Regions from separate parts of the Homo sapiens genome. Here regions 2 and 3 are each linked to region 1. A link is a loop called in an ENCODE intact Hi-C map of the cell type or tissue named here. Cell type or tissue: heart right ventricle. All regions are shown on one strand.

Region 1 (8,000 bases):
ACAGTGGTGGCTTTTTCTTTTTCTTTTTTTTTTGAGACAGGGTCTTGCTATGTTGCCCTGGCTGGCTTTGAACTCCTGGGCTTAAACAATCTCCTGCCTCAGCCTCCCAAGTGGCTGAGACTACACTGCACTCACAGTGGTGGCTTTTGACAGCAGTATCAGTGCTTTCTGAATGCAGGGGTGGGGAGGAACAATGTTGGGAAAATGAATTTTATTAGATTTCTATTATTATGAAAGTGGTTGGTATTTATTTCTATCTCTCCTTTTTATAGGCACATCAAATTTGGGATTTTGGTGATTGTTTTCCGACACCTCCAAATTATGGAAAATACTGTAAGTCCCATCCTGAACTACTACTTTACATCCATTTTCTGGCCTTTATTTTAATCGTGGTCATGTGATTTTTTTTTTTTTTTTTTTTTTTTGAGATGGAGTCTCACACTCTCCCAGGCTGACGTGCAGTGGCGCGATCTCGGCTCACTGCAAGCTCTGCCTCCCACGTTCACGCCATTCTCCTGCCTCAGCCTCCCGAGTAGCTGGGACTACCGGCGCCCGCCACCACACCCGGCTAATTTTTTGTATTTTTAGTAGAGACGGGGTTTCACCGTGTTAGCCAGGATGGTCTCGATCTTCCGACCTTGTGATCCTCCCTCCTTGGCCTCCCAAAGTGCTGGGATTACAGGCGTGAGCCACCATGCCCGGTCCTTTCATGTGATATTTTCATACCTTTTGCATTTCTGCTTCCTTCCTCCTGGCACCCACATTGTTACATCATTTTATCTCTCCTAACAATACAAAAGGTAGGATGCAGAAATAACAGGAGGGAGAAATGCAAGAGGCATTTGTCACTCATGCTGGTGGCAGAGGAGGGGGCTGTGTATGTGAAGGTTTGGATCTATTGATTTAAAACAAGGTTTGGGAATGTCAGGAAATTTCACTTATGGTAGACTCTCTTTATCGCAAACACTCACACATTGGCTATCTCTTCACCCTAGGTGTGAGACCTAAAAAGCCAGCACAGGAGGCCCTGATAAACTACAGTCGACGAGGGAAAGGTGTCCTAAAGCATGTAAGAATCTTTTTACTTGCCATGCAACAGTGGATCTGTGGGGTAGTCAGGAAGCGGGGTTCTGAGTGTCTCTACATGGCAGCAGGGGTGGTGGCCTGTGTATGTTTAGAGTTGGTATAAAAGTATTCCCTAAGTTACAATCAGGCAAAAAGCGGAGCTGTTCTGATAAGATAAAGTCTTTCTTAAAGCATCATGAATAGTTTCTTGGGTGGATCTCTCCACAGCTGTTTTGGAAACAAGCCCCTAAGAGGTTTACAGCAGTTGGAATTTCTATTGTACTGTCCAAATTTTCATCGGTGAGTTGTTGGGTTCTGCCTGTTGTGAAAAAGAGAGTTCTCAGATAGTCCTGCCCTGCCGCATATCCACCCTGGTTGCCCGGTGGCTGGAGTTTCCCTCCTCATGTGCCCGTCCTGCCACTCAGCATCTATGGTCCCTGCTTCCCCAATATGACCCTCCAGACCAGGGATTCTCTCCTTCCTGATTAGACTTTCTCAAACCCCAGGGCTTTTAAACAGATTGTTAAAATGGGGTTCTTTTTATGTCTTAAAGTTCTGGCAGACATTCTTAGAGAGTAAGTTGAAAGAAAGAATAAAAACTGGTTTTTGCATAGAAGTTACAACTATTTTTGCTATTCTATTACTTTATTAAGATTTCTCTTTAACTTAAAAAAAACTCAGACTCATCCTAAGTAATTATGTTTATTATACCATGGGTTTGATATGCTCGTTATGTGTGTTAAAAAAAAAACCCTGACCATTAAAATAAAAAATGTTATACAAGTACTACCTAACAGTATCACAAGAACCACCAGTTATACATACATTTCACTTTCACTTGGAAATGCTGGTCTTTGGACATTAACTAGCAGATATGATACATTTCGCTAATGGGAGAGGGTTGGATGACCCACGCTGGTTCCCAGGCAACCAGTCTATTTTAATGATGCTCTTCCAAAAATGGTGCAGTTTTTCTCAACTTTTCTGCTTAGGACCTGATAATGTTCCCAGGGAGCATTTCAAACAGGGAAAGCCAGTGCGGTGGCAGACTGTGGAGGGAGTTGTTTGGGGGCATTTGTAGCTGCATGGTCCCCTGAAAGTTATATTGTGTGGTCAACCAGGGACATCCCTTCACTGTAGGGTTGATGCCTGTTTCTAGGAAGGGTAGATGATTTCCTGAAAGTACATTTACTGAAAGCTGGCCTCTTGGGAGTTGCTTGGGAGAATCATTAACTATTGTTAAATAAATAAATCCCTCTTGCCTACATGGAGTTGTACTGGTGCCAAGCAATTCCATTGCCAGTCAGTGTCTGCAGCTGTTCTGGGGAACAGCTGCTTCTCTCTGTAAGGTGCTTCCCCAACCCCTCCCAGAAAGGGAATTCTCTGTACTCAAAGTAGCCGCTTTTAAGTCAACCATTCCCAACAAATAAATGACATTAATCCTGCTCTTGTTTTTGTGGTGCAATAACAGACTAAAAGTACATGCAGGTGCACACACACACACCACACAATTAATATGGGGCACATATTTGGAAAACCTTGGACCTAGAGTCCTGAGCAAAAAAATAAATCATGACTTTTTATTTATGAGACAAGGCAAATCTTTTTTTTTTTTTTTTTTTTTTTTTTTTTTTTTGAGACAGGAGTTTCACTCTTGTTGCCCAGGCTGGAGTGCAATGGCGTGATCTTGGCTCACTGCAACCTCCACCTCCTGGGTTCAAGCAATTCTCCTGCCTCAGCCTCCCGAGTAACTGGGATTACAGGTGTGTGCCACCACACCCAACTAATTTTTGTATTTTTAGTAGAGACAGGGTTTCACTGTGTTGGCCAGGCTGGTCTCGAACTCCTGACCTCAGGTGATCTGCCCACCTCGGCCTCCCAAACTGCTGGGATTACAGGCGTGAGCCACCATGCCCGGCCGAGACAAGGCAAATCTTAATATTTTTAAATATATATAGTTTGGAGGAGAACAAGCACTGAGATATATAAATGCCCAATTTCCTGCATCAAAGCAATAAGTAGAGATTGAATGAAATTTTCAACGATCATTAACACTATTCTTAGTTTCGAAAGTATTTGCTTGCTGGGTAGTGCTTTTGGTAATCATTCTCTAAATATTTATATTCCTGTGTCCTATCTTGAAGAAGTTCCTGATGGAAACTGGAAAGCAGAGCATTCACATCCAGGAATGTGGGAACTAAAGGAATTAGGGAAACCTGGAAAGAATCTTACCAGAGAAGCAGTGGGGGCCGGTTAGGGATTGCAAGAGTTCCTGCCCTTTTTCTCTCCCACTTTATTAATCTGGCCTTCCTAACAGAGACACAATATATTAAACAGGAAGGTTAAGAGAGATGGAAGAAAATGCAGGATCAATCCCATCTCCTGCTCATGAATGATGTCTGGTTTGGAAGAGACCATTTAATTCCCAATTCTGTGGAAAAGTGACCTTTGCGGATGAGCGAGTGTTGACAACCAGGCCATTTTTCTCCAGCTTCATGGACGGTGCGATTCTGAAAGCAAGGTTTGCTCATCTGAGGATTCAGAAGCTGATCGATACTCCGATTATGGCTGGGGAGGACCCTCATCGCCATTTAACTGAGTTGGAAAATGAAGCCACAAGGCTGGAGGCGTGGAGTTTGCTTAATAAACAACTTTGAGGTATGGGGCCCTCCCAACACCCTCCCCCCACCCGCCCCGCCCAGGAACGTCTGGACCCTGGCAGGTTGGCTTTCTGGGACAATTCCATGGGCTTCATTTATCAGTTTTTTCCCTTTTTAATTGGTGGAGAGAGACAAAAGTTTTTATAATCTTTATTAAATTTTCCTTTTTAAATAAATACTTGGGACCACATTTCTCTGCTAGAACCACAGAAATGGTGCTGCGGCCCCGACCGTCGGGGGCTCCGGCGTCACAGAGCCTGTCCCTTGTATCTGGGAGCCCCGGGGAAGGCGCAGGGGCGTGAGAAATGCTCTTTGTATTCAGAGCGGTCACCCAGCAGAGCCGGAGCCTTCCACCGCCAGGTTTTCCTCCGCGCAAGGCGCCGCCGGGAAGCGAATTGGCTCCGACAGTCGCGGGGGCGGGGGCGGCCTCAGACGCGGCGGGCTCGCGAGCTCAGGGGCGGAGTCGTGGCCCTCCCGTCCCGGCTCCCTCGGTAGGCTGCCTGCGCCCCCAAAGCCGCGCCCACGGCCCGCCCACCCGCCGCCTGCCCCTCCCCTCCCCGGTCCGCCTCTTCCCGCTCCTCCCGGCCCGCCGGAGCGGCCGTCTCCTTCTTCCTCCACGGCCCACCTCTTCTCCCCCACGATCTTCCTCCCCTAGCGTCCACAGGCCGCCTCCGCCGCCTACGACCCTCCTCCTGCTGATTCCCCCCCACCACCGCCCGCCTCGTCGCCCCCGCGGAGCGCGCGGGAGGGAGGGACCGGGAGCGGCAGGGGCTGCACATGACCTGGGGCGCGGGAAGGAGCCCGCTGCCGTCTAGGCCCGCGAAGGGCCCCGGCAGCCGCCGACTTCTGAGGAAAAGCAGAACGGTGTTTGGTTTACTAAAGTAGCCGCCTCCTACCACTCTTCCTCCCCAGCCCCGCTCTCTGCTCCCCACACCCCCTTCCGTTTACTCCTAGTTACCAAGACCGTCCTTCTCTTAGGATTTCTGTTGAATAGAAAATACAATTAAAAGTCGCAGCACCACCCCTGCCTCCCGCCCCACAAACTCCTAGTGATTATTTTTGTCTCTTAGCCCTAGGTCGGGTTAAATACATTCCCCGGGAGCCATCTGGTCTGATTCCCGGCAACCTTCGTATGGTTTCCATTAAGCTCTCCAAAAGCATGCATTGAAAAGGCAGCCCTGTAGCCACTTAGGAACCTCCGGAGTTTTGCCCTGGCCAGCCCCAGTAGACATCCCAGGCAGAAGGAGAGAAAGGCCTCTGTTTAGGTTCCGAGTCTAGTACCTCATGATCCTGGTTTTAATCTCGAATTTCTTGGCTTTTCCTAGTCCAAGAAAATACAGTTCTCCAAGGTAATGGCTATCATTAATTCATCATTTGTTTTTTACTATACGCAGAGGATAGCTGATTAGAATTCTGTTTTAATTCTAAAAATGAAGGCTAACAGCTTTACAGATAGGTTGCAACAGTAACCTGGCCACACAAGTTCAATTTGACCAGCAACATTGGTATGGTGGGGTCTACACCTTCTCGCCTGTCTGTCCACCATTCCTTAACCCCCAAAAGGCAAAGAACAAATATTTGCTTGTGGAAACATATTCCCTCACACGTGGGTTAGGGCTTGTGTCCAAGAAAAAGGGAACCGGCAGGTTCATAGACTCTGAGTGTTGTAACTAGAGTGTTCCTTAGGATTCATCCGAGATGTATATCCATTGATTGAGGACACTCAGAAAGTGGAGGGGCTTCGGGAAGGTCACGTGGCTGATGAGTACAGTACTGCGGCCTAATTTGGGGATGGGAGGGTGGGGAAGAGACCTGGGCATCAAGAGCTTTATCATATACAGCAAGGAAGATTGTGGTCAAACCAATTCATTAGTGGCACATCCTGAATCTCCCCAGTCCCTCAGCCGCAGTCCCATCTCTGTCCTGCTCTGTGCCTCCCTGTTTGCGGAGTTAGAGCCCTTTGCTGTTCCTCCTGTTTCCCCACTCCCGCCCTGACCGTGTGATTTTTATTTGGGTTTTAAAAATGAAACCAGGTGCTGCATAAAACAAAAGCAAAGTAATAACAAGGAAAGACTAGCCAACGCCTGAGGAATGTGCTGAGTTTTATGACTCAGGCTGTCCTGGCAAAGAGCTTGGACTGACAGCGAGAGGTGGGTGCCACGGAGCACAGACCATACATGGCAGCCCTGGCCTCCCCAGATAGGCATGGTCAAGGCAGCCTGTGACTCATTTCACAAAACCAGAGACTCTTGTTCTTTGTGGAGCAAGACTTCCCGGAGGCTAGAGCAGGATGATCGTCAACTTTTCTCCTTAGAGCCGGTTCAGTCTGATAAAGCAGGGGCCACCCCGGAGTTTGGAGGGGAAGAGAGCCCAGGCACAAGGCCATCCCTGGGAAAGAAACAGGCTTGATGCACTTGGGCGAGGGCTTTGGTGCAGTGAGGAGATGAATAACATGGAAGTTGCAACGTGACATGAAAATTAGCATGTATTGTAGTGGAGACAATGGCTTGAGAGTTCCAGGTCGGGGATTGCCACAGTGCCTTGGAGAAGGGGACTGTTGGAGTGCTCCTAAGCCTGGAGGAGGTGTTTGCTCCTCCTGAGTGCATGGAGCACAGGAAAAGATTGTCAGATGCCAGTAGGGTTTCCGAGGTGCCATTCCTCACGCAATCTGGAAGAGTAACTATGGGCAAAATAGTAGACTTTGCATAAACACCCAGAGAGCCACCCAGGCACACATCCTCACATTGTGAGAATTCTTTTCAAATGAGCATAGTAATGGGATGAGGTGTACATTTTTTTCTGTTACTAAGAGACAGACTGGGAGAGTGAGAATGCAAAGGAGAATGTCTCTCCTAGCAGAGGTGGTGGGAGGGGTTGGAATTTGGATGACAAGGATCTGTTTGTGCCGCCTTCATTACACAGGCCTGAGTGGAATGGGACTGATAGGGCTTCTTCTGGTTTCTGCTTCTGGTTTCTTCTTCCCAGAGAAGGCTGTCACTTTTTGAATGAGAATGAACTTTGGCTGGCATAAATGAGGTCTTCGTGCAGCAGCCCTATGGAACAGGGACTTGTTTTTCCTTATCTTCTTTCTCTTTTTCTTTTCCTTTCCATGGAATACCCATTGAAAAGCTATGGTGACTATTCCATAATTGCAGGCAAAGCTCTGCTTAACTTGTTCCTTAAAGTCTACTTACCTGGAAAAATAAAGTCTTTTAAGGACGATGACTTCATAAATATTTATAGTGGGAACAGGCATCACTCTGGTTCTGCGAGAGAATGGGCTCATTCAATTTTATTTATGATGTGACACTTGGGTGAGTGACATCCGTCATCTGGGTCAGCCCTACACTCTGTTCCAGTGAAGCATGTTTATGGAGTGATTATGCCTGCAAATATTTGCTATATTTAGGCCCTCTCCTCCCCTAACCCCCTCTTAGACTTATTAAGTCCCCAAACCAGCAAAAAGCCAAGCTATGGTCTGGAAGGTTTGAACCCTAATGACAAGGCACAGGGGCTTGAACACGTGCTGTAGAAGGATTTGACAAACTGGGAGGCAATTAGAGTGGGAACACTGTTATTATAGCATTCCTATATTCAGGAGGTTTTGCTGGTCCTGTGTCTAGCAGGTGAGCGCTCTCAGCTAGGCATGAGGAGTTTTGACAGGTGACGAGCACAGCCCTGAGTGACGAATGCAGAAGGATGCTTTTGAAACTCTTTCCTTCCCAGGGAGCTTTCTCTGGACAGGATTTCACAGGCCCTCAGATCTGTCACCATGCACCCTGGGGCTTTAGGGGCAGGACCTGATAGGGACTCTGTGACCTGAGCTGGGTCAAGGTCTGGGTGTAACCTGAGGCCTCCTCTCAGCCACACCTGGTCCATGGCTGGGCGCAACAGCTGCCGTCCATCAGCTGTGGAGCAGGGAGGGCCTTCTCTGGCTTCCTGGCTTTCGAGTGCACATGCCCTGACCTAGGCATTTCAGGCTGGACTTAGACATACTTCAGGACTCAATATTTGCTCTCCAATCGGCTTGGCCATCTATTGTTTATCCTGGGAAGGGCCAGGTCTTGGCACAGGAGCCTGAAGCGTTGCCAGTGTTTTATTTTTAGAGACAGGAAAATGTCTGCTTTTTGGCAGCTGCTCTTTTTCTGGCACACATCAGGGATGGTGTAAAAAAGTTCAAGTGAGAGATTCCAAGCCCTAAATTCACGGCCTATGACACAGGCAATAGCACCATGAGCCTCTCAATAGGCGCCTTTGGGGAACCTAGGATCTGTC
Region 2 (8,000 bases), 110 kb after region 1:
CTCTTGTATCCCCCCACCTTAACCCACAAGTATAAGATACCTCTACTCCCTCCTTGGCGACCGATCATGCACCCCTTACCATCTCATTAAAACCTAATCACCCTTACCCCACTCAACGCCAGTATCCCATCCCGCAGCACGCTTTAAAAGGATTAGAGCCTGTTATCACTCACCTGCTACAGCATGGCCTTTTAAAGACTATAAACTCTCCTTACAATACCCCCATTTTACCTGTCCTAAAACCAGACAAGCCTTTACAAGTTAGTTCAGGATCTGCGCCTTATCAACCAAATTGTTTTGCCTATCCACCCCGTGGTGCCAAACCCATATACTCTCCTATCCTCAATACCTGCCTCTACAACCCATTAGTCTGTTCTAGATCTCAAACATGCTTTCTTTACTATTCCTTTGCACCCTTCATCCCAGCCTCTCTTCGCTTTCACTTGGACTGACCCTGACACTCATCAAGCTCAGCAAATTACCTAGGCTGTACTGCCGCAAAGCTTCACAGACAGCCCCCGTTACTTCAATCAAGCCCAAATTTCTTCCTCATCTGTTACCTATCTCGGCATAATTCTCATAAAAACACACGTGCTCTCCCTGCCAATCGTGTCCAACTGATCTCTCAAACCCAAGCACCTTCTACAAAACAACTCCTTTCCTTCCTAGGCATGGTTAGCGCGGTCAGAATTCTTACACAAGAGCCAGGACCACACCCTGTAGCCTTTCTGGCCAAACAACTTGACCTTACTGTTTTAGCCTAGCCCTCGTGTCTGCGTGCAGTGGCTGCTGCTGCTTTAATACTTTTAGAGGCCCTCAAAATCACAAACTATGCTCAACTCACTCTCTACAGTTCTCATAACTTCCAAAATGTATTGTCTTCCTCATACCTGACGCATATACTTTCTGCTCCCCGGCTCCTTCAGCTGTACTCACTCTTTGTTGAGTCTCCCACAATTACCATTGTTCCTGGCTCGGACTTCAATCCGGCCTCCCACATTATTCCTGATACCACACCTGACCCCCATGACTGTATCTCTCTGATCCACCTGACATTCACCCCATTTCCCCAAATTTCCTTCTTTCCTGTTCCTCACCCTGATCACGCTTGATTTATTGATGGCGGTTCCACCAGGCCTAATCGCCACACACCAGCAAAGGCAGGTTATGCTATAGTACAAGCCACTAGCCCGCCTCTTAGAACCTCTCATTTCCTTTCCATCGTGGAAATCTATCCTCAAGGAAATAACTTCTCAGTGTTCCATCTGCTATTCTGCTACTCCTCAGGGATTATTCAGGCACCCTCCCTTCCCTACACATCAAGCTCGAGGATTTGCCCCACCTAGTACTGGTAAATTAGCTTTACTCAACATGCCCTGAGTCAGATAACTAAAATACCTCTTAGTCTAGGTAGATACTTTCACTGGATAGGTAGAGGCCTTTCCTACAGGGTCTGAGAAGGCCACCGCAGTCATTTCTTCCCTTCTGTCAGACATAATTCCTCAGTTTAGCCTTCCCACCTCAATACAGTCTGATAACAGACGAGCCTTTATTAGTCAAATCAGCCAAGCAGTTTTTCAGGCTCTTAGTATTCAGTGAAACCTTTATATCCCTTATGGTCCTCCGTCTTCAAGAAAAGTAGAATGGACTAAAGTAAAGGTCTTTTAAAACACACCTCACCAAGCTCAGCCACCAACTTAAAAAGGACTGGACAATACTTTTACCACTTTCCCTTCTCAGAATTCAGGCCTGTCCTCAGAATGCTACAGGGTACAGCCCATTTAAGCTCCTGTATAGACGCTCCTTTTTATTAGGCCCCAGTCTCATTCCAGACACCAGACCAACTTAGACTGTGCCCCCCACCAAAAAAAAACTTGTCATCCCTACTATTTTCTGTCTAGTCATACTCCTATTCACCGTTCTCAACTACTCATACATGCCCTGCTCTTGTTTACACTGCCGGTTTACACTGTTTTTCCAAGGCATCACAGCTGATATCTCCTGGTGCTATCCCCAAACTGCCACTCTAAACTCTTGAAGTAAATAAATAATCTTTGCTGGCAGGACTATGCCGAATCTCCTTAAGCACTCTCTAATCAGATATCCTGAGTCATCCCAATTCTTAGACCTTTTATACCTGTTTTTCTCCTTCTGTTATTCCATTTAGCTTTTCAATTCATACAAAACCGTATCCAGGCCATCACCAATCATTCTATACGACAAATGTTTCTTCTAACATCCCCACAATATCACCCCTTACAAGACCTCCCTTCAGCTTAATCTCTCCCACTCTAGGTTCCCACGCCGCCCCTAATCCCGCTTGAAGCAGCCCTGAGAAACATCGCCCATTCTCTCTCCATACCACCCCCCAAAAATTTTCGCCACCCCAACACTTCAACACTATTTTGTTTTATTTTTCTTATTAATATAAGAAGGCAGGAATGTCAGGCCTCTGAGCCCAAGCCAAACCATCACATCCCCTGTGACTTGCACGTATATGCCCAGATGGCCTGAAGTAACTGAAGAATCACAAAAGAAGTGAATATGCCCAGCCCCACCTTAACTGATGACATTCCACCACAAAAGAAGTGTAAATGGCTGGTCCTTGCCTTAACTGATGACATTACCTTGTGAAAGTCCTTTTCCTGGCTCATCCTGGCTCAAAAGCACCCCCACTGAGCACCTTGCGACCCCCACTCCTGCCCGCCAGAGAACAAAACCCCTTTGACTGTAATTTTCTTTTACCTACCCAAAACCTATAAAACGGCCCCACCCTTAACTCCCTTCGCTGACTCTTTTCGGACTCAGCCCACCTGCACCCAGGTGAAATAAACAGCCATGTCGCTCACACAAAGCCTGCTTGGTGGTCTCTTCACAGGGACGCGCATGAAAAGTCATTTTATCCCACCATTGTTTATATTAACAATTTTTTGGGGGGGGACCCTTGATATTCAATAACAAGGGACTGATTAAATAAATTATAACACAGGCAAACCTGAATACTATGCAAACATTAAAAGAATAACATTGAGAATGTCCATGGAAAAATGGACAATCTTATATATTGTTAGGTGAAAACAGAAGATTATAAAACTGTATATGTAGTAGGACTCAGTTATAAATGAAAAAAAATCCAGCAAGGATACACACCACCAACTTAGCAGTGGCTGTCTCTAGGTAGTAGGACTAAAAATACATTTTCTTTATGTGCTCCTATATTATCTGGAAATAAGTTACTTTTAAAAGTTAAAAACAACCATTAAATTTTACTGTTTAGTATCTTTTACTTTTGAAAAGACTCGGTCTTTTAAAGAGAAAGCTCTGAGGGACAATTGTAAAAGACACAGGCAGAAACAACTACATCTCAATTATGACCCTCAGTATCAGTCTGCTTCAGTTTCAGAAGTCTGAAAGCTATGGAAGGAAGAGGTTGTATGCAATATTGTAGAAGAAAAATACAGCATCTTAGGAACATATACGTATTTTTCATGTTTAGTATTTTCTTCTTTGAAAAGTATAAATGCCTCCTATTTCAGATTGTCTTACAGGTGGGCCAGTATGTACAACCTAACACTGAGTTTTCAAGGAACAAGTTTCTGTTGCTGCTGCTCTAGCATTCATGCACTGTGGAGCCCGGAAACTTCTCGGGACAAGGAGCACAATGCCAGGCCTTGTCGAGGGCCGCTGCAGTGGAGAGGCCAGACCGGGGGTGCCAGAGCCAACCGCAGACCAAGGAAGTGAACCCTGCACATCCGGATACTTGAAATGTCAGCTTGTGGAGGATCTCCCGCAGGAATCTGACTTTATACACAAACAAAGACATTGAGCTTTCTGCTGAGGTGAGCTCAGAACGGATGAACTTAGTCTTCTCTGCAGTGATGCAAGCCTCTGTCATGTGGAAGTTACAGACGATGCTAGTGAAATGTGGATGGTCTCCTGGCCCACTGCATCATGCAAGAGGGCTGCTTTACAGAGGCCAACCCTTGAAAGACTTGATATATTTCTACTAACAATCATGAAGACACTCTTCAGAGAAAATTCCAGATAAGAACAGCATCTAAGCCTCACCTACTTTTTGGTTATATCATTCTTGCATAACCTGCCAAAGGCAGCTAGAGGGGAACACAGTCTCTGGATGTCCACTGACAGAGACTTACCAATTTACACTTCATTCCTGACTATTAGGAGTTATAAAAACGAGAGAATACTATTGCAAGCCAGTAGAAATAAAGATGGGAGTGTCCATGGGAAATGAAAAGAAAGGCACAGCCCTCTTCAGATCCTGAAAAGGAGATTTAAATTTGCCTCTTAAGAGTAACACAACACAGAACCATTCTGGAAGCATATCGTTCCAATATAACATTTCGGTATAGATGTCACGAAGGGAGGAAAAATGGTAGAGAGCAAATATCTATAGGACAATGGAGTAGAGGAATAGAACAAAGTACTGAGAAAGGGCTTGGTGAAATGGGAAGGAAAAACAAATCCAAATGGCAACAATGCACAAAGTAATTTCAGGCTCTGTGTGTGTGTATCTCCATTGTTTTCAAGGATCAGTTTTAATTTCTTTGAAAAATAGAAGCTCAAAGATAAGTAGCAAAGAATGTATTGCCAATGAAAAGACTCTCAAGTCCGCATGTGTGTCAGGGCAGCTGCAGATAGTGGTGTAGGCTGTGCACTGCACAAAAGCACCACATCTAGAGGGGCATGATTAACGTCACAGACATCAGATTTATTGTGACAATATTCCAGTAGATGGCAGTGTACTAAGGGAGGGAGTCTTTTTAAAATGTACAATGGCACCATGAGGCCCCAAAACAGCCTTGACTTCACCAAAAAGAAATGAATGTCCTAACTGAAGGGACTCTGTGAAATTAGTAGCAATTTCCATTCTTTGGAAATAGAATGCTCATTGCATTTAATTTTAAAGTCACAACATGTAAAGGGTAAAGAGAATATATGGAGACCTCCTTAGATATCAATTTCATTTGCTCTGTTTCTGGTTTCTTTTCTTAATTGCTTCTGTCTAATTCAGTGTTCTCTAAAAGTAATATTTTACTTTTTAAGGTAATATAGCATTATTCTTTTATTCCTTCCAAAGAACTAAAAAGGGAAAATTGTGCGAATTGAGGCAACACATCATGCTTTTACAAATTTGTGCAATTTCTATTACTGAATCATAAATATTTAAGGACACGCATCCGAACCATCACAAAGGAAAATTTTACATTGGATGATTCCAAGTGAATATGTCTTTTAGTAAACACTATGTGCCATTATCTAAATCACAGAAAAATAGCCTGCATTTCAAATTCTGAAAATTGGGCAAATTAAATATTGGTCTGCACAGCACGATATGAGTCTATCTTTCTCTGATTTTCCCACTTCTGCTTTTTGTCTAGTAATGGAGAAAAGAACAATTCAGGCAAACTCTTCCTTGCTTTTGGAACAAAGCAAGCCAGGTGTGAGAAAGTATTTGTTATAGGCCTGCAATTTTATACCCCCATGGACACTGAATTATTAATGGAGAAAAGAGAGAACAAATAACCAAGAGAGGGTTCTTGGCAGCCATTGTTTGAAGTTCATGGTGTTACACAACATTGAGCATGTCCAATTCACCTGCCAGGAGCTATCTGATTCTTACTCTAGGGTTCCATTTTCCTATCTCGATCTTATCCAGCATCTGGCTGGGTGATGGTCCATGTCAAAGGATGTAGATCTTCTTTTTATTCCATTAAACTTTGAGATCTGATTATGATATCATGCCTCATGTATTTTCATCTACCAAATGATCATAATAGCTAGTTATCTGCTCCCTGTAGAACCTAGGCTTGTGCTGGGAAAGGAAATAGAAAAATCAGGATTTTATTAGTCTGAAATGTTTGGTCCTTCTGTTCTCATGGGTCTGGCCGGGACTCTCTCCTCATCTCATTTGTCAGATAGAGTGGCATTAACAACACTCAGTCCACACACTATCTCAAAGGAGACCCACAGCCTTCTTTACACTTGCATTGAATTTTCTAGACTCTGAGGTTAAACAAGGAAAAAGACTGCTGTTTTAGCATTTACGGTGAAGTTGCATCTAAAGGACTGATTCAATGGGAAGTGCCCCGATGAGGACACAAACAAGGGTGGAGGGACAAGGTTAAGGCACTGGTGAGCAGGACCACATGATTCAATCATTCAAGCTGCTAAGTAGATTGATTTTTCTGCCTGGCTACACGGTGTGCCTTGGTGGATTGTTTTTCTCCTTTACTTTTGGGAAGATTATCCTAATTTAAGCAGCTGAGTTTAAGTTCTTAGGATAAAAAAAAAAAACAAAACAAAAAAATGGCATTCTCAAACCAGTTCTTAAAATGATGTCTGGGATTTGCTTCAAAATAATCTACAGGGAGGGGGAAGTAGAGGAGGGAGATAGATAAAACATCATAAATCATTAATTGATGATTGTTGGATTGGATGACAGATACTTCTGTATATGTTTGAAATTTTCCATTATAAGAGTTTTTAAAAATGAGGTAGAGATCCAGTGATCCAGAAACTTGGTAGTTATTAGTTTCAACCTTTAGCTTCACCTAAACCCCTTTAAAAAAATTGCCAGCAAAGAATACTGTCTCCCATTATTTTCACTCTCCTTATCTACCTTTCGTATAACAGAGGTATCAACAAGGGGCAGAGCTGCCACTGGACAGGTGTGAGGAGGGAGGATTTGATGGTGAGGAAAGTGCAGTCACCAACCCATACGGGATGGAGAGTTAACAGCACACATCCGTGGACTTCGTGTTCTCTTGGTGCAGGACACGGGCATCAGCACTCCCATGACTCACTGGCAAGCACATATTGGAATGCCAAGCTACAGAGTGTTTCCTCTTGGGCTGCTACACTTTTCCTTAGTCTTGTGGTTGAAATGAGCATCGAGATAAATAACGATAAACAATTGTGAGGGAAGCTGTGGGTTTATAAGAGGCAGGGATAGAGTCAGCTCCTTTCTTCAGTTTTGTGTCTCTTCTCCCTACCTCATGTCCTTGGATATCCAGATCCTAGGATCAGGAGATGGCAAGGAGTGGAGGAGCGTAGGCATTCATCAGCATGAGAAAGGCAAGGGAAGGTTTGATCTCAGTGCTGTGCTCAGGCCTGCCCTTTACAAACGAAACTACCTTAAATATACCTAGCTATTCTCAAAGTGCGAAAAATTCTGAACTTGATTCCAATCATGAACCGTCCTTCTGAATGATCAGTTTCTTCTAGGAAATCAAACACAGAAGATATGATTACTAAATAAACACTCCATTAGTACTTAAAAATCTGAAGATACAGAAATTCAGAGGTTTGATGTAAATCTTTTTGAAATGTATTACAAATCACACCTTAAAGCATAATCCACACACTGATCTTGTACCTGCAGAGTAAGAGTTCCTTCTAAAACAGGAGTCAGGAAAGAAGAAAGAAAATTGGCATTTTTTTTTCTGTTCCTGATATCAGTTAACTCAGGTTAAAGAGGATTTCTTGGCATAAAAATTTTATTCTATTCCACCTGAAGTAATAAGGCGAGAGGTAAAAAAGAGATCTATTTATGGATAGGCTAATCAAGTAAGCTGCCTCTACTCAAAGGAAAAAAAAAAAAACCACACCGAGGACTTTGTAGAACTATAAGCCAAGAATTCTTTAACACTGATTTCTAAACACCATATCATGCCGGGAGCTCACAGGAAGAACCTCTTCCTTTGCTTTGGGCAAAAGATCTAATTCGGATTTCCTCTTACTCATAATCTCCCAGAAAGAGGAGAATTTAAGGATTGCATCATTTTTGCCAAATGGTTAAAAAAATTTTTTTTCTCTTCTATCCTATAATCATGCTTCAGCTCCAGCCAAGGCAGTTTAGGCTTGAGGCACATTAAAATCTTTGTATGGGGCCAACTTGGGGCCTCCTCTTACCTCTTCCTAGAGAACACCTAAAGAGCATAAAATAATATGGTCTTGCAGCACATCTTTTTGTTGTA
Region 3 (8,000 bases), 53 kb before region 1:
CTAGCCTGGGCGACAGAGCGAAACTCTGTCTCAAAAAAAAAAAAAAAAAAGAACAAATGTTGAAAGATTTATTTCATTTTGATTTGCCAATGAATTGCTTTTTAATCTGGAGAACTGAGGATGGGCAAACATAATAATCAGATTTACAGTAATTATTAGTGAAGGATGGAGGGATTCAAGTGAATAGAATATCAAATGCTATGACTTCTCAACATAAAAAAGTTCACGGTGGCATTTCCATGACCTTAATTCTCTCTCTCTCTTTCTCTCCCTCTCTCTTTTTAAAGAGGAAATGTGCTTTTTAAACATTTCAATAGTTTTCGGGGGAACAGGTGGGTTTGGTTACGTGGATAAGTTCTTTACTGGTGATTTCTGAGATTTTGGTGCACCCTGTACACAATGTATCATCTTTTATCCATCACCTGCCTCCCACCATTGCCCCAGAGTCCCCAAAGTCCATTATATAGTTCTTATGTTTTTGCGTCCTCATAGCTTAGTTCCCACTTATGAGTGAGAACATACGATGTTTGGTTTTCCATTCCTTAGTTACTTCACTTAGAATAATGGCCTCCAACTCCATCCAGGTTGCTGTAAATGCCATTACTTCGTTCTTTTTTATGGCTGGGTAGTATTCCATGGTATCTATATACACCACATTTTCTTTATCCACTCATTGGTTGATGGGCACGTAGGCTGGTTCCATATTTTTGCAATTGCAGATTGTGCTTCTATAAACATGCGTGTGCATGTGTCGTTTTCAAATAATGACTTCTTTTCCTCTGGGTAGATACCCAATAGTGGGATTTCTGGATCAAATGGTAGTTCTACTTTTAGTTAAGGAATCTCCATACTGTTTTCCATAGTGGTTGTACTAGTTTACATTCCCACTAGCAGTATAAAAGTGTTCCTTTTTCACCACATCCATGCCAACATCTATTTTTTTTTATTTTTAAGTTATGGCCATTCTTGCAGGAGTAAGGTGATATCTCATTTTCATTTGCATTTCCCTGATAATTAGTGATGTTGAGCATTTTTTCACGTTGTGTTGACCATTTGTATATCTTCTTTTGAGAACTGTATATTCGTATCCTTAGTCTACTTTTTGCTGGGATTATTTGTTTTTTTCTTGCTGATTTGTTTGAGTTCCTTGTCAATTCTGGATATTAGTCCTTTGTCTAGAACAAAGAACTTTGTTGCAAACTTTGCATGGTTTGCAAATATTTTCTCCCACTCTGTGGGTTGTCTGTTTACTCTGCTGATTATATTTTTTGCTGTGCAGCTTTTTAGTTTAATTAGGTCCCATCTGTTTATCTTTGTTTTTGTTGCATTTGCTTTTGAGTTCTTGGTCATGAACTCTTTGCCTAAGCCAATGTCTAGAAGAGTTTTTCCTATGTTATCTTCTAGAATTGTTATGGTTTCAGGTCTTACATTTAAGTCTTTGATCCATCTTGAGTCGATTTTTTATAAGGTGAGAGATGAAGATCCAGTTTCATTCTTCTACATGTGGCTTACCGATTACCCAGCACCATTTGTTGAATGGGGTGTCCTTTCCTCACTTTATGTTTTTGTTTGCTTTGTTGAAGATCAATTGGCTCTAAGTATTTGGCTTTATTTCTGGGTTCTCTATTCTGTTCCATTGGTCTATGTGGCTATTTTTGTACCAGTACCATGCTGTTCTAGTAAGTATAGCCTTGTAGTATAGTTTGAAGATGGGCAATGTGATGCTTCCAGATTTGTTCTTTTTGCTTAGTCTTGCTTTGGTTGCACAGACTTTTTTTTTATTGCATGTGAATTTTAGGATTGTTTTTTCTACTTCTGTGAAGAATGATGATGGTATTTTGATGGAAATTGCATTGAATTTATAGATTGTTTTTGTCAATATGGTCATTTTCACAATATTAATTCTACCCATCCCTGAGCAATGTGATGTTTTTCCATTTGTTTGTGTCACCTATGACTTCTTTCAACAGTGTTTTGTAGTTTTCCTTGTAGAGATCTTTTTTTTTTTTTTTTTTTTGAGACGGAGTCTTGCTCTGTCACCCAGGCTGGAGTGCAGTGGCGCAATCTCCGCTCACTGCAAGCTCCGCCTCCCGGATTCACACCATTCTCCTGCCTCAGCCTCCCAAGTAGCTGGGACTACAGGCGCCCGCTACCACACCTGGCTAATTTTTTTATTTTTTAGTAGAGACAGGGTTTCACCGTGTTAGCCAGGATGTCTCGATCTCCTGACCTCGTGATCTGCCCGCCTCAGCCTCCCAAAGTTCTGGGATTACAGGCATGAGCCACCGTGCCTGGCCTCCTTGTAGAGATTTTTATTTTATTTTATTTCATTTTATTTTATTATATTTTATTTTTGTTTGAGATGGTGTCTTGCTCTGTCACCCAGACTGGAGTGCAGTGGCACAATCTTGGCATCTCTGCAAGCTCCACCTCTGGGTTCACGCCATTCTCCTGCCTCAGCCTCCTGAGTAGCTGAGACCACAGGCACCCTCCACCACGCCAGGCTAATTTTTTGTATTTTTAGTAGAGATGGGGTTTCACCATGTTAGCCAGGATGGTCTCAATCTCCTGACCTCGTGATCTGCCTGCCTCAGCCTCCCAAAATGCTGGGATTACAGGCGTGAGCCACCGTGCCCAGCCTCCTTGTAGAGATCTTCCATCTCCTTTGTAAGTTGTATTCCTAAGTATTTTATTTATTTATTTATTTTGTAACTGTTATAAAAGGGGTTGAGTTCTTGATTTGATTCTCAACTTGGTCGCTGTTGGTTTATAACAGTGCTACTGATTTGTGTACATTGATTTTGTATCCTGAAACTTTACTGAATTCATTTATCAGATCTAGAAGCTTTTTGGATGAGTCTTTAGGATTTTCTAGGTATATGATCATATCATCAGTGAGCAGCAACTGTTTGACGTCCTCTTTACTGATTTGCATGTCCTTTATTTCTTTCTCTTGTCTGATTGCTCTGGCTAGGACTTCCAGTACTATGTTGAATAGAAGTAGTGAAAGTGGACATCCTTGTCCTTTTCCAGTTCTCAGGAGGAATGCTTTCAACTTTTCCCCATTCAGTATAATGTTGGCTGTGGGTTTTACATAGATGGCTTTTAGTATTTTGAGGTATGTCCCTTCTATGCCAATTTTGCCTCAAGTTTTAATCCTAAAGGGATGCTGGATTTTGTCAAATGTTTTTTCCGTGTCCATGACCTTAATTCTTAACCCTGGCTGCTCTTTAGAATCCTCCAGGATTAAGCTTTAAACAAATAGTGATGCCTGGGCCCTACTCCACATGAACTAAATCAGAATCTCTGTGGTGGGGGCGTGGACTCCTGCTTATTTTAACAGCTTCCAGGGTGACTCTAGTGTGCAGCCAGCCAGAGCACCACTACTCTGTGACATATGAGAAGCTGTTGAGTCACCTGCTATTGTTGACATTACAAGCAGTTCATGTTCTCTTCCAGACACTTGGAGGTCTTTAGGAGAAGTGAATGCTTGGCACTGTTCTTTCATCTCTTGTTTCCACTTCTTGAACCACCATCATTAAGAATTACTGCTTTATTCATGATAGCAGTAAAATACAAATAATTTTGCCACCTGCTTTCTTGCCATAATTATGAAGCAGCATATTTCATATTTCTTAGAGCAAAATCCAGAAAGTTATATAACTTACAAATTTGTTAGTTAAAATTTACCTCCCTTGGGAGGCAAGGGGATAGCATTTGTGGAATTTTGTGATCTGTTGCTTGGCAACTATATCTAAGACAGTTAAGCTTCTGCACTCTGTGAACTGTTGAGTCACAAAGTTTGGTGAGCCCAGTCAATTGCTTCCTGCTACTAGAAGGAAATTAATTCTTCATTATGCAGAGGACTTGACAAGTTGTTTTCCAGAGAGGCCGTTCGTAGTTATGTCACACTACTTCTACTTGACTCCACAAATTCTTCTGCCCTTTAGCCCTCTTACTTCTCAAGAGTTTGATCTGATCAGACGCAAGGCTGGAGCATCTTGGCAGGATGAAACACGATGGTCAGATTCTTCCGTGACAACATACACAGGCAGTTACCGGAAAAAACAACTGGACAAGTCCATGTGCAGCCAATTTTCTTTTAGAGCAGGACAGCATGAGCCTGAGTGTAAACAGTAAGATTTCTTTGTAATTTGCACCTGGATATATCACTATAAATAGACAAGAGTGCTCTTAGAAGAAAGAGGTATTGTAGACCCTGAGAGACTTCATAGACTTTAACCCTCTGTATTTTCTTTTGTAAATGTCAGCAGGAAGAAGAGCTAAATGTCAGTGACCAGCTGAAATTATGATCCTATTCTCTATTTAGTATTCCTAAAATTACATATAACTACCTAGTCCTGAAAGGATATGGATATGAATATTTGACTAAATTTTGGGTATTTGGGGTTCTCTTTTCAGCAAAAAGGTGCTCCTGAGAATTTCATTTTGTTTCTTGTTTGGTTTTCTGGCTTTCAGGAGCTTAAAACTTCCTTCAGAGGAGGAAGAAATTCATGAAATCCTTCCCTACTCCCTACCTGTGGTTATTGCATTTTCTGAGTGTTTTCTGTAAGCCAGGCCCTGTGATAAGCCCATAATCAAAAAAATTAACTTCAGTTTATAAAGTGACTGGAACTAGGGAAATAAGTAATCAGCACAAAGTAAGGAGATTTTGTGGGTGTCTGGTGAGGGAGGGAGTGTTGTGTGTCTGAAGAGAGCTCAGTAAAATAGGTTTCCTCCAAGCTGGTTTGAAAGGCAGGCGAGGTGGGGAATGGAAAAGCACACTGCATGGAGAAAGAACCATTTAGCCCCAAGCACTGTCAAGGAGCTGCAAGGAGCTAAGTACATTTGAGAAAGTATAAGTGGGGATGTGGAAAAATGTCAGGACTTGTTATGAAATCTATCCATCTGTATATATTAATTGGTAAATATTTTATCCAAATTCTTGGAACATATTTGATAATCAGTTGAATTATTAACCTCAACTTCAGATAAGAGCAATAACCCACATAATACCCTGATAAATATTAGTTATATTTCCATCCAGACCTTTCCAAATCATCAAAACAAGTACTTAAAGATAAAATGTCTCAGAAGTACTTCTCAATTGGGTGCCTTATCTGGTTTAGTCCAACAAAGTATAATTTCTGCATTTTTAAAATAACTCTCAAGTATATTGACACTTAATTAGCTTTGGACATCCCTTTGCTACTTTTTCTGTGATACTTGAGGTTCATCTTGGCCAGGTAGTGAAGTTGTCTTAGTCCATTTTCTGCTTCTATAACACAATACCACAGACTGGGTAACTTATAAATAATAGAAGTTTATTTGGCTCAGGGTTATTGGAGAATGAGTAGTCCAAGAACATGGTGCCAGCATCTGGTGAGGCTCATCTTATTGCAGAGGGTGAAAGGTGGAAGAGAGCACTTATGATAGAGAGAGATACCAGAAACTGAACTTGCTTTATAAACAGCCTCCTCTTGAGATAACTAACCTGCTCATATGATTAATCTATTTGTGGAGGTTCCACACTTATGACCTAGTCACCTCTTATTAGTCCTTACCTCCCAAAACTATTGCATTGGGGATTAAATTTCTAACACATGAACTTTTGAGTGACACACTCAAACCATAACAGGAGTCTTTAAGCACTGCTGAGGTCCTGTCTGAAAATAGTGTTTGAAAGAAAGATGGTATCCAAACAGATCCATTTACCAGAGTAGGAAAAAAGGTACTATATTTAATAACTCTGAAAAAAATGCAGGAATAGGACATCTGGTGAAAATGTATAGGACCTGGAATTTTTTCCTATTCAGAGAGTGATCATTATGTGAATCATTCCAACCAAGGCGGCCTGTGACATTGCAAAACACAAAAGAGCATGAGCTTGTGAGGTTCATCTGTTTTTGGAACCTCAGAAATGTAAATATATTCTTTGCACAATTATTTCTTATTCTATTAGAAGCTAAGAAGAAGCAAGTGTTATAAATGAAGATGAAGCACAAATTGAGCTCATTTTGAAAGTACTGATTATATTCTAAATTTGCTTTGTTTTTAATCTTTTTCATGGCTAATTTTAGCCCCAAGGACAAATGTCTTTTTAAGTTCTGAGCAAAAGCTATTTGATTAAAATTCCATAAGGCTATAGAGAGACATTTTACATTGCTATAAAGTCAGAATGGTCCAAGGAGAATTACTGGGACAAAACATAAAATGACTGATCATTTAAAGTGGGTTAAGTCAGGAAAGTACTAAAATACACAAAACATTATACATTACACTTTTTATTCATCTTATTTATTTACCACATACATTGAATATTCATATTGTGTGAGATAGAAGAAACTTGGTAAAAGTCTTGATCATTTGGTTCTGAACCAGTTTTAACCGCAGATATGTAAATTTATAAACGTAATCAAAAGGATTCCGAATTTGGAGAATGAAATTAGTGTGATACAGACCTTAAGCTATTATGAAATATTGGTGTCAATCCCAGTTGTCTGCCATGGTTAAAATAAGGGAAGGGTCACATTTTGGAATTCCTAAGACAGGAACGTGGCTCAAGTATAAATTATTAAGTCTTGATTCTTTCTGTATTCAAGACAAGGAATGAAATGGCATACAAATTGGGAACAAATAAAACTGTCTTTGTTTGCAGATGACATTATCATCTACATAGAAAATCTGAAAGAATCAGCAAAAATAAAAAAATTTTAAAAAAAAATCCCGGAACTAATAAGCTATTATAGCAAGATTGCAGAATACAAGGTTAATATACAAAAATCAATTATTTTCCTATATATGAGCAATAAGCAAGTGGAATTTTAAATAAAAAACATAATACCATATACACTAGCATCTCCCAAAATTAAACACTTAGGTATAAATCTAACAAAATATGTACAAGGTCTATATAAGGAAAACTAAAAAATTCTGATGAAAGAAATCAAAAAAGAACTAATCAAATGGAGAGATTTTTCCATGTCCATGGATAGGAAGACTGAACATTATCAAGATGTCAGCCCTTCCCAAATTTGTCTATAGATTAAATGCAGTTGCAATCAAAATCCAACAGGTTAGTTTCTGAATATCAACAAACTAATTCTAAAGTTTATATGGAGAGGCAAAAGACCAAGAATAACCAACACGATATTGAAGAAGAACATAGAGTTGGAGGACTGACACTACCCAACTTTAATGCTCACTATAAAGCCAAAGTAATCAAGATAGTGTAGTATTGGTGAGAGAACAGATCAATGAAGTAGAATAGAGAGCCCAGAAATAGGTACACATAAATATAGTCGACTGGTCTTTGACAAAGAAGCAAAGGCAATACAATGGAGCAAATATTGTTCTTTTCAACAAATGGTGCTGGAACAACTAGACATCCACATGCCAAAAAATTAACTAAGACACAGACCTTATACCATTCACAAAAATTAACTCAAAATGGATCATAGACCTAAATGTAAAATGCAAAACTATAAAACTCCTAGAAGATAACAGGAGAAACCTTAAATGACTTTGGGTATGGCAATGGCAATGATATTTTAGATACAACACCAAAGGTATGATCCATCAAAGAAATAATGGATAAGCTGAATTTCATTAAAATTAAAAATATCTGTTCTGAGTAAGACAACGTCAAGAGAATGAGAAGACAAACCACAGACTGGAAGGAAATATTTGCAAAGGACTTTTATCCAAAATAACAAACATTTGAAAAAGATTTGTTTGAAAAAGAAACAAATTTGAAAAAGAACTGTTATCGAAAATATACAAAGAACTCTTAAAATTAAATTAACAAACAATCCAATTAAAAATGGGCCAAAGACTTTAAAAAATACCTCACCAAAGGGATACACAGTTGGCAAATAAGCATGTAAAAAGATGTCCCACTGGCCGGGCACGGTGGCTCACACCTGTAATCCCAGCACTTTGGGAGGTCAAGGCAGGCAGATCATGAGGTCAGGAGATCGAGACCAACCTGGCTAACATGG

The links. A loop is a pair of places that touch in the nucleus more often than their neighbours do. Peaks named below come from ENCODE experiments on the same cell type or tissue, not always from the same donor. Only the 100,000 strongest peaks of a DNase experiment are listed, where the experiment ranks them.
Region 2: it touches region 1 in a loop (1.9-fold over the local background); 3 of 110 quality-filtered maps call a loop at or near these places.
Region 3: a loop joins it to region 1, with 1.8 times the contacts of the local background. A loop is called at or near these places in 15 of 110 quality-filtered maps.

What each region holds. Positions count from the first base shown.
Region 1 is chr4:145,728,897-145,736,896 of GRCh38, forward strand. It overlaps C4orf51 (chromosome 4 open reading frame 51), which reads left to right. Exons shown (of 6, transcript NM_001080531.3): 4 at 273-333; 5 at 996-1,069; 6 at 3,557-3,901. The coding sequence ends at 3,664. Among named protein-coding and RNA genes, the nearest start is that of C4orf51, 53 kb to the left of the region's middle. RefSeq lists a silencer at 3,946-4,545 and enhancers at 5,101-5,900, 5,901-6,698. In heart right ventricle, no CTCF peak of the experiment used is centred here; DNase peaks (open chromatin) are centred at 4,195, 5,914, 6,195, 7,873 and 1 weaker place; H3K4me3 peaks cover 1,915 bases; H3K27ac peaks cover 5,527 bases.
Region 2 is chr4:145,835,613-145,843,612 of GRCh38, forward strand. The region is part of intron 7 of ZNF827 (zinc finger protein 827); the gene reads right to left. Among named protein-coding and RNA genes, the nearest start is that of ZNF827, 99 kb to the right of the region's middle. RefSeq lists enhancers at 113-637, 638-1,161, 2,210-2,734, 2,735-3,258. In heart right ventricle, a CTCF peak has its summit at 4,765 (motif pointing right); no DNase peak of the experiment used is centred here; H3K27ac peaks cover 291 bases.
Region 3 is chr4:145,676,301-145,684,300 of GRCh38, forward strand. It overlaps C4orf51 (chromosome 4 open reading frame 51), which reads left to right and starts at 3,846. Exons shown (of 6, transcript NM_001080531.3): 1 at 3,846-4,136. The coding sequence starts at 3,904. In heart right ventricle, no CTCF peak of the experiment used is centred here; a DNase peak (open chromatin) is centred at 3,351; H3K27ac peaks cover 2,127 bases.